Regions from separate parts of the Homo sapiens genome. Here region 2 is linked to region 1. The links are chromatin loops, found by intact Hi-C in ENCODE. Cell type or tissue: MCF 10A. All regions are shown on one strand. Links, peaks and the distances in the headings refer to the core of each region. The heading gives the core; the rest is flanking DNA. Region 1 overlaps PROS1 (protein S). Region 2 overlaps NSUN3 (NOP2/Sun RNA methyltransferase 3).

The links. Peaks named below come from ENCODE experiments on the same cell type or tissue, not always from the same donor. Only the 100,000 strongest peaks of a DNase experiment are listed, where the experiment ranks them.
Region 2: it touches region 1 in a loop (6-fold over the local background); 3 of 110 quality-filtered maps call a loop at or near these places.

The regions. Positions count from the first base shown.
Region 1 is chr3:93,875,103-93,884,214 of GRCh38, reverse strand. PROS1 (protein S) reads left to right here. Exons shown (of 15, transcript NM_000313.4): 13 at 4,901-5,052; 14 at 7,024-7,249. Among named protein-coding and RNA genes, the nearest start is that of PROS1, 94 kb to the left of the region's middle. In MCF 10A, for the core only: no CTCF peak of the experiment used is centred there; a DNase peak (open chromatin) is centred at 5,734.
Region 2 is chr3:94,067,524-94,078,100 of GRCh38, reverse strand. The region is part of intron 2 of NSUN3 (NOP2/Sun RNA methyltransferase 3); the gene reads right to left. It also overlaps the pseudogene RBBP4P2. Among named protein-coding and RNA genes, the nearest start is that of NSUN3, 9.8 kb to the right of the region's middle. In MCF 10A, for the core only: a CTCF peak has its summit at 8,658 (motif pointing right); no DNase peak of the experiment used is centred there.

The DNA.
Region 1 (9,112 bases), core at 3,242-8,241:
TTGTCCCTTGACCAAGTGTTGTTTTTCTTGCATCTTTGTGTACCATGTAATTTTTGGTTTAGATTTGGGCATCTTACGTATAACAGTAGAGACTGAGATAAAGAATATTTGTGTCTGGAAATGAGCACATTTCTTTTGCTAGGCTCTTAGTAATGGGATTGAATCAATCTAGTGAAAAGTTGAGCTTCTTAAGTTTTGTTGGTGCCAGGATTACCCTTAATGCACCACAGGTTTCAGATCTTTTATTTTGTTTTGTTTTGTTTTTGAGATGGAGTCTCACTTTGTCACCCAGGCTGGGGTGCAGTGATGCAATCTTGGCTCACTGCAACCTCTGCCACCTGGATTCAAGTGATTCTTCTGCCTCAGCCTCCTGAGTAGCTAGAACTACAGGCGCCCGCCACCACGCCCGGCTAATTTTTGTATTTTTGTGTTTTTGGCCAGGCTGGTTTTGAACTGCTGATCTCATGATCCACCCCCTTGGCCTCCCAAAGTGCTGGGATTACAGGTGTGAGCCACCGCACCCAGCCTCAGATTTTCAAAATACTACCTTCTGCTTAGAATAAGGGAATGGTTTGGTAGCTAGTTTTTCTTTTTCTTTTCTTTCTTTTTTTCTTTTTTTTTGAGACTGAGTCTCACTCTGTCACCCAGGCTGGAGCTCAGTGCCACAATCTCGGCTCACCGCAACCTCCACCTTGCAGGTTCAAGTGATTCTCATGCCTCAGCCTCCTGAGTAGCTGGAATTACAAGGGTGCGCCACCATGCCCTGCTAATTTTTGTATTTTTGACGAGGTTTTGCCATGTTGGCCAGGCTGGTTTCAAACTCCTGACTTCAGGTGATCTGCTTGCCTTAGCCTCTCTAAGTGCTGGGATTACAGGCTTGAGCCACCGTGCCTGGCCTAGAGAGTTTTTCATCATAGCAGCTCAGTTTTATGTATTCCCTCCATAATACGCCTCAAGAAAATGTCTCTCCCACTTGTGTCTCTCAAGTGTCTTGCCCACCCCTAGCAGAGTGCTCTTGTTACCTGACATTTGCTAACATGGCAGAGAAGATGCGGAGGTTGGGGAAGCATTCTATGTTGTTGTCGTACAAATTCAGTCTTAGGCAGGTGTTGTATCCCTGGGTCTCAGGAGTGTGGAATTTTCACTGTTCCTCTTCCCTGACTCTCATCAGTAGGGGAGATGTCTAGTGATCAGGACTCAATATGTTTTCTTGCTCCTTCTGCATGATAGATAGCTTTTTTTGTTTGTTCTTCCTAATCTGTAGTTGCAATGAGTCTTCATATGTGTCCTAATGACAAGGTTTGCTGCCTTTCTCCTGGCTTGAAAACTTGTGTTGTGTAGAGGAGACCGAGAAGGATCTAGATGGGGCTTTGTGGCTTCCCTGTAGCTGGTGCTGCTTTCAGGACCATATTAAGAGAGAGGCTTTTTCGGATCTCCTTCCCTGCACTCTGTTTTCTCTTGAGTGCATGGTAAGGTCTGTGGAGAAGAGCCTGTGAATGAGCATGAATTGTCTTTGTGTCTGTAATTTCTAGGGCTTCTAAACTCTTACGTCAGCCCCTACATGGAGTTCAGCAATTTGTTTAAATCTTTACCTAAATTATTTTTACCAAATTGCATGGCATTTCCTGTCTGCCCTGGATTAGAAAGTGTTCTCATTCTGGCTTTCCTTGGAAACACCTGTCTTTCTTTAGGTTTCTGGTTAGTTTGTTGCTCTGCGACCTCAGCTCTTTGATAGTTTCAAGAAAAGTCATGATTATGCAGATAATTTGGCTTTTGTTGTTGTAAGGGTGGGAGTGGTGCCCTTTCCACTTTTCTACAGCCTAAGTGGAGCAGGGAATCTTGCCATACTGACCCTAGGTTTTTAACCTTAGAAGTAATACTTCTGTGAACATCCTAAATCATACATCCTTCTACCTTTATGTGATTAATTCTATGGAAGAAAATTTTAGAATTAGGTTATCTCTATCAAAGGTTATGCAAATATATAATTATTAGAGGTTCAATTACATTCTTTTCCAAAAATCTTTTATCAATTAATATTTCTACCAACAGAATGAGAAAGTGTATGCTTTAGTTTTTTTCCAATCTGATAGTTCAAAAATTAAATTTTGTAGGTTTGAATATTAATATTATTTCTCTAATTTCTACTGAACTTGAATATCCTCCCATATGTTTATTAGCTATTTATAAATTCTAATTATTTTATTGAATTCTTTGTCTTTTTCTTTTTTAGTAGTTCATTATTTGAGCTACTAACACTTTGCATTATAAATTGTTAACACTAATGTGATATCTCTGCTTTAAGAAAAAAATTACATTTTAATTGTGTTTATTTGTAACCTAAAAAGGGCGAGGTAAGGTGGCTCACACTTATAATCCCAGCACTTTAGGAGGCTGAGGCGGGCAGATCCCAAAGAGCTAGAGCCCAAGAGTTCAAGACCAGCCTTGGCAACATGGTGAAACCCTATCTTCACAAAAAATACAAAAATTAGCCAAGCCTGATGGCATGCACCTGTAGTCCCAGCTACTCAGGAGGCTGAGGTGTGAGGATGGCTTGAGCCCAATATGTTGACACAGCAGAGAGCCAGGATCTTATCACTGCACTCCAGCCTGGATGACAGAGTGTGAGCATGTCTCACAAAAAAAAAAAAAAAAAAAGTGCTTACTACATTAAAATACATTTTTAAATTTTTATGTAATTAGGAGGTACAAGTGCAGATTTCTTACATGCATATATTGTGATATATTGTGTAGTGGTGAAATCTGGGCTTTTGGTGTACACATCACCCAAATAGTGAACATGATACCCAATTGGTAATTTTTCAACCCCTACCCTCCTCCCACCCTCCCATCTTTCGTAGTCTATATTTACTACATTTGTTTGTTTGTTTTTGAGACAGGGTCTCTCTCTGTCATCCAGGCTGGAGTGCAGTGGTGCAATCATGGCTCACTGTAACCTAGACCTTCTGGGCTCAAGCAATCCTCCTGCCTCAGCCTCCCAAGTAGCTAGGACTACAGCCACATGCCACCATGCCTTGCTAATTTTTATGTTTTGCAGAGACAGGGTCTTCCCGTGTTGCCCAGGTCAGTTTTCAAATTCCTTAACTCAAGTGATACTCCTGCCTCAGCCTCCCAGTGCTGGTGTTACAGGCATGAGCCACTGTGCCCAGCCTTTTTTACTGTATTTTTAAGGACAAATTTTACAAAAATGATTTCCCTTTTTCTAACACAAATTGATACAATGCCTAGTTCTGTTCTGCCTATGAAAGATTTTTTTAAAGTTATAAATGGGGTGAGGATTAAATTAGGATAAAACTAAATCCATGGTGATTTGGCCAAAGGAAAAAAATCCTGAAAAGGTAATGAAAATAAGAGTTATATTGTATCTAAAAAAATTACTTTAATAAGTAATTAATCATTTCATGGATAATTTGTAAGTGATCTACTTTGTAATTAATATTTAATGTTACATTTTAACTTCTATACATTCGTGTGTTCATTTTAGTTTGAGTTTAATATTCTGTGTTAAATTTACTTATTTCAAGATAAATGTTTAGGTGATAGAAATTCCAATTACCCTGATTTGAGCATTACACATTGTATGCATTTATCAAATGACATATGTACCCCAAAATATGTGCAATTATGATATATCAATTAAAAATTACTTATTTCACAATGATTACATATAAACATTCTTTTTTTTTTGGAGACAGAGTCTCACTCTTTTTCCCAGGCTGGAGTGCAGTGGCGTGATCTCAGCTCACTGCAACCTCTGCCTCCTGAGTTCAAGCGATTCTCCTGAATCAAGCCTCCCGAGTTGTAGCTGGGACTACAGGTATACACCACCATGCTCGGCTAATTTTTTGTATTTTTTTTTCAGTAGAGATGTTTCACCATGTTGCCCAGGCTGGTCTCGAACTCCTGAGCTCAGGCAATTCCAAAGTGCTAGGATTACAGGCATGTGCCACCGTACCCGGTCTATATATTTTTTTTCTTCTGGATGGGAGTTACAGGATTATAATGAAAAACAGTGACATTATATGTGGCTAAGTGGAAGAACATCTTGTCAAAGGAAAATGATTTTCCTTATTCACATTTACCCTTTCAAGGGCTCCGTGTGGTATTTGGGCTTTGCTGTATGTTACATCATATTAAATGAGGAAGACTTCATTCAGATTATGAACTAATATTTTTAGTAATCCAACTATTCTGGAAACATATTAATTCAACAAATATCTATTGAGTGAGTGCTGGGGAAAACAAAGCAATGATAGAGATATATACCTCCTAGAGCTTGCATGTTAGTGGGATAGACAATTAACCTAGTAATTAAGAAAGAGAATGTGAAGGATTATGACAAGAGATTCACAAAACAAGGGTTCCTATTCTGATTTCAAAACTAACTGCTGATGTCAGTGTATTTCTCTAGTATCGAACTATCCAACTCTCCTATGTATATAGATCATATTTATCCTTTGGAGTGATGATGGCAACTGTACCCAGATTTTCCCTAAATTATTACAGTAAATTTGTTGAATTTTCAAACGTGTGCTTGGAAATATGACCACTCTGAGATTTGAGCATTGGTGAATGTGCAAGGGAGAAGGAAGCACTGTTAAAGAGCAAACTGGGAAAATCCATGATAATCCTTAACACCACAATCCAGAATTCTCTTCTAGGAAGAACGGGAAGATGGTACTCCATTTGCATGTTTCTTGCCTGCATTACAAAAAAGTTTGTTTTGTTTTGCCTAGGTTATATAGATCATTGAGAAAGGGAATGGAAATAGTATTACACAAGATAGTTTTGAATATTACCTGGACTGTGTTAATAATAATTCCTTCTGATGCACTTTAGGAGTGCATTGATCATGCTTCTGTTTCATTATTTTAAATAGATAATGTATCCAGTGCTGAGGGTTGGCATGTAAATGTGACCTTGAATATTCGTCCATCCACGGGCACTGGTGTTATGCTTGCCTTGGTTTCTGGTAACAACACAGTGCCCTTTGCTGTGTCCTTGGTGGACTCCACCTCTGAAAAATCACAGGTAACTTAACTCTAAACCTATATAAGCCTTGTTTTTCTTTTCATTTTTTAAAATGTATACATAGCAGTATTTACCTCAAAGGACTATTTTGAAGATTAAATAAAGTAACTTATGTAAAGTGTTTGGCACAATCTCCAGCACATCATTAAGGACTCAAAAAATGTCTATTATTGTTACTTTTTTTCTGGCTTGTTTCCAAGGTCTGAATGAAGAAGTAAGGGGAGGGAGGAATGAAAAACCTACTGCATCTATACCTAAGATTAGGCAGACTCTCACACAGGCTGCTTGGAGCCATCCGAGTACATAGAGATCCACCCTTATTAAGAATACTTTATGTGTTGTGGGAATTAGTCTGTACTGTCAACATAGAAGTGAGTCTAATTACAGTGCACTGTCAGATATTCAGTGCTTAATTATAATGTTTTGTTCTTTCTTACACTCTTAATCTTTTCTCCCAAGAGTAAGTTAGGAAAAAAGAGAGAAAGTTAAAACTGGTCCACTTGGTTTCTTACTGGCAACTCTTATTTGAAATTAGGAGGAAGAACACGAAAAAGCCTTAGATGAAAGGAAATATGAGGGTTATCAGAAAATCTGTATTATTCAGACTTCTATTAGAGCATAGTCGTTCTGTCTATGTGTCATCCACAGTGCATTCTAACAAGTTACAGCAAGAAGCTGATGTTTATGCCAAGGCTGACTTGGATGCTTTCAGTAGATTTTAGAAAGAGACCTGTGGTTGAATAATGTCTATTGTAGTAAAACAAGTTATGCTGTTTGCAACTTAAAGTATGATTCAGGGAGGAGGATGGGAAGTTTCTGGTGGTTAACCATAAGTAACCTAAAAATATCCTGATGAGTTTTTTTTTGTTTTTGTTTTTGTTTTAATCTCCTGCCTTTAAGGAGCTTTCTACATTTGGATTTCAGGGGTTTTTTGTTTGCTAGTTTGTTTTTCTTTTTAAACAAAATGGAATTCTTATCTTAAACACTACATTCATGCAGTGGAGGAGGTTAACGCATGCCATGTCTTTGATATTTAATTTATCCTTTGAGTGTTTGCCTCCGTGGTTCTTTCTTTGCATGTCAGATTTCCTTCTCAAGGTCTATGCAATATTTCATAACATTATTCCAGATATCATTGATCATTTTGGAGCATTTTCTTTATTGACAATCTCTTTTAATGAGTTTAAGGATACGGACATGTACAACACAATAACAGATTTCCTCAAGTAACCTATATTTGCAAAGTTAGTCTTTTCACTTAAAATAGGTATCTTGGATTCCTAAATAAACATTTCTGATTATGTTTTTATCACTTTCCTCTATGCCATATAAGCTATATGAAGAGATCACACTCAACACATTGAGTAATTTAGGCATAACGGCAGTTTGAAAGGTTCAGCAGAATGAACACATTTTCTTTCTGTAGAATCTTCTGGTAAATGTTCTATAACGTGCTGGTGGCAATCCCTGGTTTTTCTTTCTCAGGGCCTCTTCATTTATTTTATCCCAAGTCTGTAGGATTGCTTGTGTGGCACAAAGAAACCTGTTAGTCCTGCTGGCATATGCTTACTAAAGCATTTTAAATTTCCCAAGTCTTTTCTCAACAAAGAGTGATTCAACTCCTTCCCTTTTCATATGTAAACTTGGAAATTAGGAAGGCTCATAAACAGAAAGATATAAGACACTCCTATAGGTTCCGGTTGTTTTACGGAATTTTCAGAAACCAGTATACATTTATATTTTAGCTAAACTTTGAGTTTGTAAAACTAATGTGTATTTTAAATTTTAGTCATAATTATTATAAATTAGTCTTATAATAATTAGTGATTTTTCCCTTAAATTTAGAGGCTCTATCATACATTTTCTTTCCTTATTGAAATTTAGTTTTTGACTTTCAAAAACTCAAAAGTCACTCTTAAGCAGCATTACTCTTACTCCTTGCTTATATTGAATCTTTGCTCTGCTCTTCAGGATATTCTGTTATCTGTTGAAAATACTGTAATATATCGGATACAGGCCCTAAGTCTATGTTCCGATCAACAATCTCATCTGGAATTTAGAGTCAACAGAAACAATCTGGAGTTGTCGACACCACTTAAAATAGAAACCATCTCCCATGAAGACCTTCAAAGACAACTTGCCGTCTTGGACAAAGCAATGAAAGCAAAAGTGGCCACATACCTGGGTGGCCTTCCAGGTATCTGCTTACTTTTTCTTCAGTTTTAAAAAGTATATTTTAATCAAACCGATAATATTTTAAATATATAATTATAGTAAAAAAGCATCAGAAGGGAACATAAAATCCAGTATTCATTATTCTTTTTCTAGGGGCTAGTACCGACATTTTATTGGCATATTTTTGTTTTGTTTTGTTTAGTTTAAAAATGTTGAACTAAGGCTGATCAAGTTTTGCTTCATTTGGCTATCCCAGCCAGAAAGGATATGTTATTTTATTTCATCATCACAATAGTCTTATAAGTTCAATATTTGTTCTAATTTACCCAATATTTATTCATCTATTATTCAGTTCATCTTATCATTTATCCAGCTTTTTTTTTTTTTTTTTTTTTTTTTGAGATGGAGTCTGGCTCTGTCGCCCAGGCTGGAGTGCAGTGGCACGATCTCGGCTCACTGCAAGCTCCGCCTCCTGGGTTCACGCCATTCTCCTGCCTCAACCTCCCGAGTAGCTGGGACTACAGGTGCCCGCCACCACACCCGGCTAATCTTTTTGTATTTTTAGTAGAGAGGGGGTTTCACCGTGTTAACCAGGATGGTCTTGATCTCCTGACCTTGCGATCCGCTCGCCTCGGCCTCCCAAAGTGCTGGGATTACAGGCGTGAGCAGTGACAATAGTTGTAGTATCTAACTACCATCAACTATTGCAAAACAAACAGTCTGGGCACTGTTTAACGTGCTTCAAATATATCCACTTGTTTAATTTTCAAAATAGTCCAGTGAGGTAAGTGCTATTATTATCCCCATTTTACAGATGAGGAAACTGAGGAAGCTGCAGGACCAGGGTGATAACAATGAAGATGATGGACAGTAAATAGATCGGAGATATGTGTTAGAAACAAAATTAATAGGATTTAATAACTGAAAGACAGGTATAAGGATGACTTTTAGGTATCTGGCATGAGCAGTTGCATGGATGGAGATTCCATTTACCAAGATGGGGAAAACTGGAGGAAAAACAGATTCATCTTTAACTGAATATTGGAAAATATGAAATTGGCACCAATATTTCACTTTAAATGGAAAATTAGAGGCAGAAAGTTATTTAGAAGCATTTTCAGATGACATTTGCAATTTATTCTCATGGGGAGAATTCTGAGTTTGATGTCTGGACCTCTGATAACCTTCAATATACTGCTTAAACTGCTCATGGTCTTGATTTCCCATATATGGAAATTGTATCTGGGGTTTTGGGAAATAGAAGTAAATAGGCTTTAAAAGCTATAGAAAGACAGACAGATAGATAGATGATAGATAGATAGATAGATAGATAGATAGATAGATAGATAGATAGATAGATAGAGGTAAGTAGTGAGCATGCCTAATTATTAGGGAGTAAAATTATAGTTTAAATGAATAAATTCTATATTGAAATCTACCTACTACCTTATCCACAAGTTAGTTGAATGCAATTTTAGGAAATCAAACCAACAAAGAGTTTAAAAGAAGTAGAATTATCAAAATTTCAGTGGTTTCGGGATTTTGGCAACAGCACTGAGGACTAACTTCAGGCAAAATGTCTTGAGAGAAAGAGTGGGGAAGATTTGAGAGGAGCTAAATATTGAGATATTAAGAGTATAAACTGTGAGATGGGTAAATTATTAATTACATGCAAAGTAGGCATGTAAAATTCCATGTGAAGTACTAAAACCCAAGAGAAATGAATGATTTTGAGTAATTTCTTTCCTCAAAATCGAATGAATTTGAGTAATTTCTTTTCTCAAAAAAGGAAAAGTGGCATAATCTATGATGTTTAGCCCAACTTGAAAGGGATTCTTAACAAATGCTATGAGCTCACAGTCATAGTAAAGTAGGAACTTTATTC
Region 2 (10,577 bases), core at 5,578-10,577, 190 kb before region 1:
GTGTAAAGGGAGATTTACAGCACTAAATGCTCACAAGAGAAAGCAGGAAAGATCTAAAATTGACAACCTAACATCAAAATTAAAAGAACTAGAGAAGCAACAGCAAACAAATTCAAAAGCTAGCAGAAGACAAGAAATAACTAAGATCAGAGCAGAACTGAAGGTGATAGAGACATGAAAATCCCTTCAAAAAAATCAATGAATCCAGGAGCTGGTTTTTTGAAAAGATCAACAAAATAGATAGACTGCTAGCCAGACTAATAAAGAAGAAAAGAGAGAAGAATCAAATAGACGCAATAAAAAATAATATAGGGGATATCACCAGTGATCCCACAGAAATACAAACTACCATCAGAGAATACTATAAACACCTCTATGCAAATGAAATAGAAAATCTAGAAGAAATGAATAAATTCCTGGACACATACAACCTCCCAAGTCTAAACCAGGAAGAAGTCGAATCCCTGAATAGACCAATAACAAGTTCTGAAATTGAGGCAGTAATTAATAGCCTACCAACCAAAAAAAGTCCAGGACCAGATGAATTCACAGCCGAATTCTACCAAACGTACAAAGAGGAGCTAGTGCCATTCCTTCTGAAACTATTCCAAACAATAGAAAAAGAGGGAATCCTCCCTAACTCATTTTATGAGGCCAGCATAATCTTGACACAAAAACCTGGCAGAGACACAACAAAAAAAATTAAATTTCAGGCCAATATCCCTGATGAACATCAATGCAAAAATCCTCAAAAAAATACTGGCAAACCAAATCCAGTAGCACATCAATAAGCTTATCCACCACGATGTCAACTTCATACCTGGGATGCAAGACTGGTTCAACATATGCAAATCAATCCGGCCTGCAGCCTCCCTGCCCCTCCTGCAACACCCGACTCCAGTATTCCCCTGGCTCGCCTGGCCTCCATGACTGACAAGGAAGCAGCCTTTGATGACGCAGTGGAAGAATGAGTGATCCATAAGGAGTACAAAATATGGAAAAAGAACACCCCTTTTCTTTATGATTTGGTGATGACGCAGGCTCTGGAGTGGCCCAGCCTAACTGCCCAGTGGCTTCCAGGTGTAACCAGACCAGAAGGGAAAGATTTCAGCATTCATCGACTTGTCCTGGGTACACACACACATTGGATGAACAAAAACATCTTGTTATAGCCAGTGTGCAACTCCCTAATGATGATGCTCATTTTGATGCATCACACTACGACAGTGAGAAAGGAGAATTTGGAGGTTTTGGTTCAGTTAGTGGAAAAATTGAAATAGAAATCAAGATCAACCATGAAGGAGAAGTAAACAGGGCCCGTTATATGCCCCAGAATCCTTGTATTATCACAACAAAGACTCCTTCCAGTGATGTTCTTATCTTGGACTATACAAAACATCCTAAACCAGATCTTTCTGGAGACTGCAACTCAGACTTGCGTCTCCATGGACATCAGAAAAAAGGCTATGGGCTTTCTTGGCCAAATCTCAGTGGGCACTTACTTAGTGCTTCAGATGATCACACCATCTACCCGTGGGACATCAGTGCTGTTCCAAAGGAGGGAAATGTGGTGGATGCAAAGACCATCTTTACAGGGCATACAGTAGTAGTAGAAGATGTTTCCTGGCATCTGTTCCATAAGTCTCTGTTTGGGTCAGTTGCTGATCATCAGAAACTTATGATTTGGGATACTTGTTCAAACAATACTTCCAAACCAAGCCACTCAGTTGACGCTCACACTGCTGAAGTGAACTGCCTTTCAATCCTTATAGTGAGTTCATTCTTGCCACAGGATCAGCTGACAAGACTGTTGCCTTGTGGGATCTGAGAAATCTGAAACTTATGTTGCATTCCTCTGAGTCACATGGATGAAATATTCCAGGTTCAGTAGTCACCTCACAGTGAGACTATTTTGGCTTCCAGTGGTACTGATCGCAGACTGAATGTCTAGGATTTAAGTAAAATTGGAGAGGAACAATCCCCAGAAGATGCAGAAGACGGGTCACCAGAGTTGTTGTTTATTCATGGTGGTCACACTGCCAAGATATCTGATTTCTCCTGGAATCCCAATGAACCTTGGGTGATTTGTTCTGTATCAGAAGACAATATCATGCAAGTGTGGCAAATGGCAGAGAACATTTATAATGATGAAGACCCTGAAGGAATATGGATCCAGAAGGACAAGGGTCCTAGATACGTCTTTACTTCTTGTGATTTTAGACTCCCCTTTTTTTCTTCTCAACCCTGAGAGTGATTTAACACTGGTTATGAGACAGACTTTGTTCAGGTATCCCTCTATATAATAGGTACCACCAATAATGCTATTAGCCCAAACAGTGGGTGTTTTCTAAATATTATTGGGGGGGGGGGCTTGATTCAGCAAAGCCACAGACTTACGTTGAAATTTTCTTCAGGAATTTTCTAGTAACAAACCCTGGTCTAAAGTAGCTACAGAAATGAAAATATCATGTGTGATTATTTTTCTTCTTATGCTATATCGCCAAGTTTTTCAGACTCATTTAAGTAAAGGCTAGAGTGAGTAAGGAATAGAGCCAAATGAGGTAGGTGTCTGAGCCATGAAGTATAAATACAGAAAGATGTCACTTTTATTCAGGAAATAGGGAAGATTCAAGTCATATAGATTCCTACCTGAAAATCCTGACACCTGACTTTCCAGGATGCACATTTACATAAGTAGACCAGTTTCTTCTTGGTTTGTTCAGTTAAGTCAAAACTACATGTTCCTCTTTCCCCATATATTTTTGCTCATTAGTGTATTTCTTGAGCTGTTTTCATGTTGTTTCTTTCCTGTCTGTGAAATGGTGTGGCTTTTTTTTGTTTGTTTGTTTGTTTGCTTTTAACTTGAGACCACCAAGTTGTAAAGATGTATGTTTTTACCTGACAGTTATACCACAGGTAGACTGTCAAATTGAGAAGACTGAATCAATAACTTGTATTTGTTTTAAAAATTAAATTAATCCTTGAAAAAAAATAAAAGTAATCCATCACATAAACAGACCCAATGACAAAAACCACATGATTATCTCAATAGATGCAGAAAAGACCTTGACAAATTTCAACACCCCTTTATGCTAAAAACTCTCAATAAACTAGGTATCGATGGATCATATCTCAAAATAATAAGAGCTATTTATGACAAACTCACAGCCAATAGCATACTGAATGGGCAAAAACTGGAAGCATTCCTTCTGAAAACCAGCACAAGACAAGAATGCCCTCTCTCACTACTCCTATTCAACACAGTATTGGAATTTCTAGCCAGGGCAATCAGGCACGAGAAGGAAATAAAGGGTATTCAAATAGGAAGAGAGGAAGTCAAATTGTCTCTGTTTGCAGATGACATGATTGTATATTTAGAAAGCCCCATCGTCTCAGCCCAAAATCTCCTTAAGCTAATAAGCAACTTCAGCAAAATCTCAAGGAACAAAATCAATGTGCAAAAATCACAAGCATTCCTATATACCAATAACAGACAAACAGACAGCCAAATCATGAGTGAACTCCCATCCACAATTGCTACTAAGAGAATAAAATACCTGGGAATACAACTTACAAGGGATGTGAAGGACCTCTTCAAGGAGAACTACAAACCACTGCTCGAGGAAATAAGAGAGGACACAAACAAATGGAAAATACTTCCATGCTCATGGATAAGAAGAATCAATACAGTGAAAATGGCCATACTGCCCAGAGTAACTTATAGATTCAATGCTATCCCCATCCAGCTACCATTGACTTTCTTCACAGAATTGGAAAAACAAAATACTTTAAACTTCATATGGAATCAAAAAAGAACCCACATAGCCAAGACAATCCTAAGGAAAAAGAACAAAGCTGGAGGCATCATGCTACCTGACTTCAAACTATACTACAAGGCTACAGTAACCAAAACGGCATGGAACTGGTACCAAAACAGATATATACAACCAATGGAACAGAACAGAGCCCTCAGAAATAATACCACACATCTACAACTATCTGATCTTTGGCAAACCTGACAAAAACAAGAAATGGGGAAAGGATTCCCTATTTAATAAATGGTGCTGGGAAAACTGGCTAGCCATATGCAGAAAACTGAAACTGGACCCCTTCCTTACACCTTATATGAAAATTAGCTGAAGATGGATTAAAGACTTAAACATAAGACCTAAAACCATAAAAATCCTAGAAGAAAACCTAGGCAATACCATTCAGGACATAGGCATGGGCAAAGACTTCATGTCTAAAACACCAAAAGCAACGGCAGCAAAAGCCAAAATTGACAAATGGGATCTAATTAAACGAAAGAGCTTCTGCACAGTAAAAGAAACTACCATCAGAGTGAACAGGCAACCTACAGAATGGGAGAAAATTTTTGCAATCTATCCAACTGACAAAGGGCTAATATCCAGAATCTACAAAGAATTTAAACAAATTTACGAGAAAAAAACAACCTCATCAAAAAGTGAGCAAAGGATATGAACAGACACTTCTCAAAAGAAGACATTTATGCAGCCAACAAACATATGAAAAAATGCTCATCATCACTGGTCATTAGAGAAATACAAATCAAAACCACAATGAAATACCATCTCACACCAGTTAGAATCATGATCATTAAAAAGTCAGGAAACAACAGATGCTGGAGAGGATGTGGAGAAACAGGAACACTTTTACACTGTTGGTGGGAGTGTAAATTAGTTCAACCATTGTGGAAGACAGTGTGGCGATTGGTCAAGGATCTAGAACTAGAAATACCATTTGACCCAGCAATCCCATTACTGGGTATATACCCAAAGGATTATAAATCCTTCTACTATAAGGACACATGCACACATATGTTTATTGCAGCACTATTCACAAGAGCAAAGACTTGTTACAAACCCAAATGTCCATCAATGATAGACTGGATAAAGAAAATGTGTCACATATACCCCATGAAATACTATGCAGCCATATAAAAGGATGAGTTCACGTCCTTCGCGGGGACATGGATGAAGCTGGAAACCATCATTCTCAGCAAACTATCACAGAACAGAAAATTAAACACTGCATGTTCTCACTCATCAGTGGGAGGTGAACAATGAGAACACATGGACACAGGGAGGGGAACATCACACATCAGGGCCTGTCGGGTGGTGAGGGGCTGGGGGACAGATAGCATTAGGAGAAATACCTAATGTAGGTGATGGGTTGATGGGTGCAGCAAACCACCATGGCATGGGTATACCTATGTAAGAAAACTGCACATTCTGCACATGTACCTCAGAACTTAAAGTATAATAATAAAAAAAAAAGAGAAGAACTTATTGCAGACTGAGGCAGAACTCTTCAGAAATTACTCTATCTCATTCTTTAGTGACTAGACAAAATAAGGCCTAAATAGAACAAACGAAATTTTTGATCTTTCATGATCTACACCCAACCCTACTGAACTATACAGATTTCTTCTAACAAGTTTCTTTAAAATTTACTGATCTCCACATGCCCGGCCCCCAACCTCCCTGAATAACCTTTCCTCTCTCACCTATCTGTTCTCAACTTAGGGAGTTTTCTCTCTCCAACGAAGTCTTTCCACTTACCACCCGGTTCACATCCTCCACCATACTCTGATATCATTATTAATAAATGTTACTGACTGGATGTGTACAATGTTCATTTTGCATGTTTATATCATAGAACCATCACAACAACCTTGAGAGAGGCAGCTCTTACTCCTATTTTAGAGGTTAACTGAGGCTTTTAGAGATTTTGGCAACTTACCTGAGGTCACATTGCTAGTACGCAGAAGTATCTGATTCAAAATCAGACTGACTTTAAAGTCTAACAGAAGTGATTCCCAACGTGTGAGACCCTGGTACTACAGCACAGAGCTACAAAAGGGGGCAAGAAAGAGAATTTTACCCCAACCCTCACTTAGTGCAAGTGGCCATGACCTCCCTGAAACCCTCTTCTGTCTAACAATGAAATCAGCTTGCCACATCCTGCCTATAGAAGCAGCTGCAACAGACCAACTCTTGAAGGGACTGCTAAGGCTGCTCAGGCTGGTGCTTCCTAGCCCTGAGAAAGCAAAGCTGTGTATTAATATGATTCTTACAGTTCCCCTTGCACACACCTGCCACTGACCTCCATTCTCCTCCCCACAACACACACACATACAACCCCTCCTGTGCCTGCACTGGGTGGGTTGCTAACCTGGGGCTGGAGGGAAAGTGGCTTCCGAATCCAAAGCTTTTATGGATGGGCAAGTAGCTTAGCAGGCAGTAGAGGGAATGTATGTTAGATGACTCTAGAAAACAGCGGCCAGGTGCCACACTCCAGGCCTTTTCCCAAGATTCACAGTTAGTCTGAAGCGGCTCCATTTACTGGTCTTCCAGGTGAGAAGAAGTGCAAGTACCTCAGTAGCCAGCAGAACTGGAGACATACAAGGTCAGTGACCTGCAAATTTGCTAGTGCACCACTGATATCATTTTGAAAAAAAACACATTTTAAGTTGACATTAAAATCTCACCATATGTTTAAAGGATGCAATTTCCAGCATACTGTAAAAATTGACATTTTAAAATACAAATTATACTGCCTTTAGTATGTGCCCAGTGGAAACTAAATATCATAATGATTTTGATACCCATCATCATCCATTTAAAAATTCATAGACTGACTCATCTTTAACAGGTGGAAATTTTATGCTGCTCGTTTTCCTCTTTTATTTACATTCTACTTCATATAACTTCATCTTAATATATTTTCATGCTTGAAATCTTTTTATCACCCTATCATGCTTCTCTAGCCCCCACATATACACATGTGTATGTACTAAATTTGTTTTTCCTGTGGTCTTAAATCTCTAAGTGTTAAAATGGTAACTTCTGGATTCAGGGATCAATAATATTATTAGTACAAAACCGATCAAAACAACTTATAAAAGTAAAAATTGGTAAGAAATGGATACTTAATGAAATGAGCTTTTGTTTCCATATATCCATAAATGAATATTACTTCTTACTATAATAAAATCAGTCAGGATTCAACATCATTTTTATGCCTATTTTGTGTTTTTTATAAAAGCTGAGAAAAACCTTCAGTTAAATAAGTGGATGAGAATTAAATATATTTTGTTATAGCAATGTTTCTTACTTTGAATTCTTTTGGAGTTATATCCCCAAATCACTTAGCAACCTATCATCAAAAATGTCTTAAATGAATTGATAGCTGACATCTCAATCAAGGCTCCTTTACTTTTGTTGAAAGCAAAACTTGGAAACCACCTGACTTGTCAGAGAATCTGTTAGTCATTTGCTTTCTCACACTGACACTCCAATAGTTTCTGGCATATGGAGGTTTTGAATACCTGGAGGAACATAGCATAGAAGCCAGAATGGTGCAAGTGTGCCTTTCTTTTTGTGAAAAGGGTGAAGGGAAATTGGAGAAAGGCAGGTTGGGAAAGGAGAATATGTGCCCCCTTATGTACAGAGGGGCAGAGTAATTTTCTGAAAGAGAATACATGAAAGTTGAGGATGTGAAAACTGACTGCGGTCACTTGCCTGAGCCTACATACCCCCTTGAAAAGTCTTTCTATTTCTCACTCATTGTTGCTCCTCCCTCCAACATGCTAAGTCTGTTTTGTCTTCTTTTTTTTAGAGACAAGGTCTCACTCTGTCACCCAGGCTGGCGTACAGCTGTGCGATCATGGCTCAGTGAAGCCTCGACCTCCTGGACTCAAGCGATCCTCCTACCTCAGTCTCCCAAGTAGTTGCGCCTACAGGCACGCACCACCACACCCAGCTAATTGCTTATTTTTTCTAGAGATGAGGTCTTGCTATATTGCCCATGCTGGTCTTGAACTCTTGTCCTCAAGCAATCTTCCCGCCCTCAAGCAAATCTCCTGCCTTGGCCTCCCAAAGTGCTGGAATTACAGGTGTGAGCCATCGTATATTATCTTCTTGTCAACATTCATTCATTCTCTAAAAATACACCGTCTGTCAACTATAGGCTAGGCACATCTATTTACTGATAATGATATAAAATAAGCTTAAATTCCTAAGAAACAAAAGAAAAATAAATTCCTAAGAAACAAAAGAAAAATTCCTAAGAAACAAAAGAAAAATATTAAAACTGACCAAAAAAAAATTAAGTAAAACTAGACAGATGGTACACAAGAATAACTGAATTTTGAGAAACAGTTAATGAAGCTAAACTAATATATCACACTGTGTGTCACCCTGCCTGCTTACCCATTTCCCTAACTCATTTATATGGGAGCCTTGACTTATTTTTCTCCTTGGCTAAGTGCCTGGGGCCTAAATCCTGGAGTAAATGAATAAAATTGGAGTTCTGATTCAAGGCTCTCTGAACTACTTACTATTTTAACAAAATTAAAGCATTAAAAAATTAAAAGCTAGTTAAGTTAAAATTTTGCAAAACTGTATAATGTATCATTTCGATAATGTTTATTATTTGATAGTATAATTTTCATTCAACTTTTCTGTGACTTTATTCTTTTTTCCTACTACTCTACTCTCCACCCTACCTTCCGTCCTAGTGACGAAGATGAAAAATATCATTTAATCTAGAAATTGTTAAACACAATTAATATAACCCTGTAGATTACAGAACCTATTTAAATTTCCATAGCTAAAAAAGAGAAATTCCTTGATTTAGTGCTATTATTATCCACTAGAGGGTGCTCATTCAACTCTTTTAAAAGTTAGAAATGAAAAACAAATCAATTTATGGAAATGCACCAAAGTATGTTTTTGAGTCATTTTATTTTTACTCCTCAGAGATGCTAACGAAGAGCTGATGGCTTCCTATTCTATTTTGGCAATGGATCTTCCTTGTATCTCACAGAAGGGCAATTTATGTCCAGATTTGTTATTCACTGTACCTCAGATAGGAAATCCTTTGCGTTTCTGGTGGAACATCAAAAGGCTAAAAATCCTGAACATAAGAGTCCTTCATACTACGGGATCTGAGCATACATTTGGAAGGATGCAACTCTGGACCCTTCACAGCAGCACAGATGGTATAGGAAAAGGCGTGGACTTTTAAGTCACAGGACTGAATTTGCCACAACTACAAGATACCTATCAATTGTTCTAACCTCTGACTTTAAAGTGTCTAAAAGTTACTTCTTCACAGAGATTTGCACAGATTAAGGCTGAAAATGTGTGTAAAGCCAACATATAGGACAATATAGAAATCTAGATACTGGTTCATTTCTCTCTTTCTTAACCACCTCAGTCTACATCCTTCACAGATTATGGTAATATTATCAGGTTGTGTGTGTGTATGTGTGTGTGTGTGTGTGTGTGTATTTTTTTTTCCTCTCTGTATGTGAACTCTCGGTCAGTGAGGAGAGTGTCCAAAAAAAAAAAGATGTTGCAGACAGTTCAGACTTATATGGTCTGTTTGTTTTGCTTTCTATAAAGTACATGTAAAATTTCCACAGTTAATAAATATTTCTAATTAATGCTTATATTAATCATACATTTATTAAGTATCCATTAATTATCCAATTAATCATACATGTATTTGAGGGCAGGATATATACAGTCCATTTTTGTATTCTCAGTGCTTAGCACAATGCCTAGTACACAAACACTGACAAAACTGGGAATAAGCAGAAGACTTGCCCAAGTCTCAAGGTATTGGTTCTTCAAAACCCTCCCTTGTCAGGAAAAAGATAAGCAAGTTAGTAAATTATGACGATAAAACCTTGAAAGAATCACAATAGCTCTATCAACAAAATGCAATGGATACACGAAGGGCAAAACTAATTTTGCCAAGGGACATACAGAAGGCTTGATGAAGTGGTTAATCATAGTAACAAAAATAATGCTAATGCATATGAAGTCCTTACTATACGTCAAACAACATTCCATTCACATTGTATATACACAAATTCATTTTATCTTCCCAAATGATTATATGAAATAGATACTATTTTTTCCCCATTTTACAGACGAGGACAATGGAGCACAGAGATATTAACTCACCTAGGTCATATGCTACAAGATGCAGAGGTGGGATTTGAACCCACACTACTGCACAGAGGGAGAAGGGAAAAAGGCATTCCTAGCAGAAGAACAGCATAGCCAGTCCCAAAGGCATGAAGGAGCCTGCCCAGAAAGATAAGATTTTTAGTCCAAACATAATACTGCAGACTTCTGGGGAGCAAAGGTTTGTACTCAAGGTGTGACACAATGGAATTTGGTAGCACCGAGAAACAGCATGACAGAGTGGGTACAACAAACTCTCAAGGCTCTTCAAAGTGTTAGATGTGTATACTTGGGCAAGTTAAAGTGTGAGATGTGTATACTTGGGCAAGTTACTTAACCTCTGTGTGCCTCAGCTTTCCTATATATAAATGGAAATAACTATTTCAGAGGGTTGTACATAGGATTGTTATTATTCATAAAGTGATTACAACATTGACTGGTACATAGTGCCATAAAAGTGGTTGCTAAAATAAGCAAACAGGTAAGTACTAAACATGGCTGTTGCAATATGCCAGATAAGAGATTGGGAAGGTCTAAGTGAATGGCAGCAGTAGAGAATTTTTTTAAAAAGATCCA